Regions from separate parts of the Homo sapiens genome. Here region 2 is linked to region 1. Evidence: chromatin loops called from intact Hi-C (ENCODE). Cell type or tissue: A673. All regions are shown on one strand.

What was found. Hi-C counts contacts between places; a loop is a spot of excess contacts. Peaks named below come from ENCODE experiments on the same cell type or tissue, not always from the same donor. Only the 100,000 strongest peaks of a DNase experiment are listed, where the experiment ranks them.
Region 2: it touches region 1 in a loop (4-fold over the local background); 1 of 110 quality-filtered maps calls a loop at or near these places.

The regions. Positions count from the first base shown.
Region 1 is chr1:107,170,088-107,172,587 of GRCh38, reverse strand. All of the region lies in intron 2 of NTNG1 (netrin G1), which reads right to left. Among named protein-coding and RNA genes, the nearest start is that of NTNG1, 30 kb to the right of the region's middle. In A673, no CTCF peak of the experiment used is centred here; a DNase peak (open chromatin) is centred at 1,027; H3K4me3 peaks cover 585 bases; H3K27ac peaks cover 1,477 bases.
Region 2 is chr1:107,253,224-107,255,723 of GRCh38, reverse strand. The region is part of intron 2 of NTNG1 (netrin G1); the gene reads right to left. Among named protein-coding and RNA genes, the nearest start is that of NTNG1, 110 kb to the right of the region's middle. In A673, a CTCF peak has its summit at 1,267; a DNase peak (open chromatin) is centred at 1,183; H3K4me3 peaks cover 1,536 bases; H3K27ac peaks cover 2,500 bases.

The DNA.
Region 1 (2,500 bases):
CAATTTTAAGTCTTGGACTCTGCAACTTAACTTCACACATTATGGGATGCAGGGTAAACATAAGGAGTCAGAAACCAGACTGCCAAGATTTTTGCTAATTGTGGGACTTTGGACGGATTTTGTAATTTTTCTGTGTCCTACCTTCCGCATTTGAAAAGTGGGGTCAATTATAGTACCTAATCATTGAGATGGTTATGAATGAACACATATAAAAGTCTTACAATAGTGCCTGATATGCAGTTGATGTTTGACAGAGGTTAGCTGTTAATAATTTATGCTAAGGTCCCCAAGAATTCCCTTGGCAGAGTATAGGTTTTGAAACTGGGATGAATCTCAGCTCAGTCCTTCATTAGCTTTGTCGTGATAGACAACACCCTTTGAGCTCTCTGAGTCTCAGTGTTCTCAAGTGTTTCGAGGATAATAATACCTATGTCATACAACTGTTTGAGGATTAAATAAGCAAGGGGCAAAATGCTTGGCATACGTAGTCAGGTGGTTATCTGAATAGCATGTAGCAACTGAAGTGAATAAATAGCATATATGCTAGATTGTCAAACTGGCAAAAGAATAAAAAACAGACTAAAAGTAAGTTAACATTTCATTCTAAAAACTCCTAGATTTCTCACTTGCCATCTCAAAAAAAATAAAAAATAAAAATAAAAAATAAAAAACCAAGGAAAACAAAAAAAAAGGGGAAAAAATCCAGGCTGTTGGTAAAAGTATCCTATGTTTCAATGTGAATGTGAGACTAGGAAATCGCTGGTAACTCTGGTCAGCTTTCAGCAAACATATTGACTTAGATAAAGTGAACAGTTGTCACTGCAGAATCTCCAGAAATACTGCAGGTTTTCAGAGGGTGGATGGCAGTTATGTCTGTGAGGGGCAGAGAAATGGATTTTAGAGCGATAAATGCAGCCGGTGTGCAGTGACTAATACTGAGGACGACTGCAGTACAGAGCCCCATGGAGGTTCCACACACAGGGCAGTCTGGAAGCTTCTAAGTCTCCTGCTGGCACACACAATGGCAGACCACTGGCTGCTGAGGAGACCGAAAAAGAACCCAGTGTCTTTGAGTCATCCAGACTCCTTGAGAGAGAAAAACTTGAATCTCAAGTCATAAAAGTCCTTCCAGTGCTGTCTGCCAATGGCTGTGAGGAGACAGTGAAAGGCCAGGAGGAAGAGAAAAAGCTGTTTGCTGAAGGACGGAAGGAATCTAAGTGCAAAACTCAGAGCTAGTATAGAATGGACATGGAAAATGAGCAAGGGTTATCATTATAAATATATATATACACACACACATACAATGAGAAAAAATGAAAACTTTTTTGGGGGTGAAAAATTGTGATGTGTTGAAACTCAACTCAAAAAATATAAGGTGGAAAAGGAAAAATATTTACTGAGCATTTTTATACATCAATAACTTAGCCATTAATATTTTTAAATATTAAAAAGGGCACAGAGTATGGTATTGATTTGAAATATAGAAAATGTCATGCTAAAAACTGTATCTGGTTTTGACCTGACAAAATAAGATGAGTCAATCTGATTTTACCACATACTAAAGGCTAGATTTCAGCACAATAAAATTTTGTCTTATTAAAATGTGGATTGGGACACTAAATATTTGTACGATGCTATAAGTATTGATGGTCCCATTATTAAGATATGAAGAATGCATTCTTTACTAGAATCTACTATTCTGATTAAAGAGTTCCAAAGAAAGAAAAGGGAATTGCAAGCTTGAATATATTCTTTAATGACTGCCTATATTTGATTATGGAGTCAGCAATGGTAACTTAATAAATTATAATGTGTTTTTGGAACTTAGCTTATAATAGCTACTTTTATTCCATTTTTTATTCTTTTTTTTCCCCCTCAAGAAAAATCACATTCAATACAATAGCTACTATTAAAACAAAACATATAAATACCAAATAATCTATCCAATTAATCCACTTCCAATGGGTTTAGATTATCAGCAGCAATAATTATGTTCCATTTATATCTGGTTATTAATACTAATGATGCTAAATCTGCCATTTAAATAATTATTTTCTTTTACCAGTATCATCAGTGACAAAAATTTTTTGCTTGTAATTAATACATTTGTCATTTTTTTAAGACTGCTAATCAATTTTGAACAGACTTCCCTTAACCTAGTATATCATCCACAGGATGATCATAAAGATAAATAAAATAATAGATGGGTACTAAAATTTGCTACTCATTTGAATTTTCATACATGACATTGATGTGGCCCAAGAAAAAAAGAAATAACTTATTTATCTTCCTTAGGCTCAAACTCCCTTTCATTTTTACTTCCTTTAGGTCTAAGTTATTTTTACGTAAGAAGCCTTAATCAATAATCCACTTTAAAAATAATTTTCTTAGTATTCCTAAAAAGTAGAGGTGATGGTCTTTTTGATGCATCAACTCGTCTAGGCTACAGTCACCAGTTACTCTGCCAAACATTAATCCAGGTGTCTCCGTGAAGATATTT
Region 2 (2,500 bases), 83 kb before region 1:
TTTATCCCCACAATAGTCTCAGCCCCACTGTCTGTCAGAATCCAGGAATGTGGGTGGTAAGTTGAAAAACTTGAATTACTAGAATTTCGTATTCGACTGGAACATAGACAGGTATCTTCAAAGAGACAAAAGGGCAGTTAATGAGAAAGAAAGATGTTTAAAAAATTAATTCTCATCGAGTTTCAGCTTTCAAGTCACACAGGAAAAGAAGAACTTAATCAAAAAGGCCTTAAATATATTTTCATCTGGGCTAATGCATTTCCTTTTATTTCAGTCTTTGCACCATTGTAGAAAGCCAACCAAATCACAAACAACCACTCCATCTCTCATCCTCTCATTTATCACTGTCCTAATACCTATGCTCTTGGCTGCTTCTCCTTTGGGCAATGACTGTGTCTTTATGGAGGAAAACTATCTTTGCCATAATGACATGATGGTTACGATGTTTAATAATCTTAAGTTCAAAATGATTTTAAATGCTAAAAACATTTTATGTTTGTAAATAGCTTACCTTCTGAAATCTCAAGCTACAGAGGGAAGACTGATTAAAACATGAGGCAACTTTTATTTTAATTATTTTACTATTTTGGTTATTTCCTTCTCATTTGCTGGGATGCATATTAGTTATAATGCTTCCTTAGTTTTAATCTATAGTATTAAAAGTCCTAGGTATTTTCAGTGCCCTACATCTAAGTATTTTGTGTAATTGTGTTGTAGTTGTTTATGAATATAATTAATAGATGCAAATATTAAGGTCAAAAGACTAGAAGCATAGAAAGATTCTTTAGTCTTTCTCTTCTGGACAAAGGTACAGTATTTTTGGCAGGGATGTATGAAGCCTCTTTGAATACTAAAGCTGTGTGTCTAATACCGCCATAAGCATTCAAAGTCACAGATAGGTATAATACACAATCATGGGCAAGCAATGTATTTTTGTGTCCCCAAATGGAGAGATTAGCTCAGTCTTTCACTAAACAAAAGTCTGTTCTATTTTTAATCCTCAACTCATTTTTTTTCTTTCAAAAGTACTCTTCTATTTAAATTTGTTACGATTCCCCATTGCACAAAATCCTATTATCATAAATCCTTTCCTAGTGCAGGCAGTCACCCCTTGAACACAGTAGATAATGCATGCTCTTATGCATCACATAACCCCATGAAGTTTCCTACAGCGAGGCAAGCGCCTCAAAGGGCAGTGGTGTGGATTCTTCAGAAGGAGCCCGGGGAGCTCTTGAGCCCCATTGCCAGGGCAGACTCAAACAGCAGTAGCAGCAGCAGTCCTCATGCGGCTGCTACTGGGAAGTGAGGTACATGACAGTCAAGAGGTAAAATGAGCATAAAGTCACCAAGACTTTGTTATTTTAGCTTACTGGATACAGAGAAAATCTTGGTAAGTGCTTATTCACCTCAATTTTACAATCCAGCTGGTGTGCTGGGTTTTCAGATTGTATAGTTCGTATTAACTCAATTTTATCATCAGTTGTTTCTCCTGATGTTAAACAGATCTGATGGCTACTCTAGCCACCACTGTAGGTGTTTATTTAAAGAACACATTTTCCTCAGTTGGTTCTCCATTTTACAGCTTTACTGGAGCATTCTCATGTCAACAAAGCCCCCTGGGCTTTGAGAAGTGATGAATCCTAAAAGATATTTTCCCCACAGAATCCACAAGGTAAATGTAAGAAGCAATCAATCTTCTAAGCAGCAATCAGGCAACCACTTAACGAACATACTACACAAACAAAATAATTAATCTAAGCACTGTCCCGAATAGTAATTAATCTAATCGGTTTTCAGTGATGTGTTTGTTCACTGTTCACTATTTTGTTTCATAGTTGTCATAGTTAAAGGTGTCAGAGACAGTACAAATGTGTTAACCAGTTTAAAAGAATACTAATTTCGAGAGGAAAGTGTGACACAAATGTTTATGCAATGTGGGATGTTGGTTCTTTTGTTTGCAGAGAGGAACAACACAGATCAATGTCAGGGTAAAACAAAAAGGACAAATGGTTTAAAATAAAAGAGGAAACAGGAGCAACACTGCTAAATATCAGCGAAGCCATTAAAGACCTGAGACAATTATAAGGCAATCTAAACCAATAATTGCCTTCTGGGGAAGAGCAGGTAAACTTAATTATACATGCCCCAACAAATGAAAATGAAATGAAATGAGAAATAGAGCCAAAAGAGTACCCTTCTCTAACACCTGTGACACACAAATTGGTTACAAGAGTTGGCTGATTTTCTGGGGAAAATGGGTGACATGGAAGCTAATTCTGAGAATTTAGAATAAAAGGATAAAGATATATTCCTTATTAGCTGTTTCTTTACTTGGATTCCAAATTCAATAATTTCAAATGTTATCAGCTAACTCTTATCATTGAACTTCACCTTATGTCATGAAGACCAAACCTTTATTGGAGTGTGGCTGCCCTCAAGAGTAAAAAGTCACCAGACTGCATTTATAACAAACATGTGGCTCAGGAATGTAATGTACAGT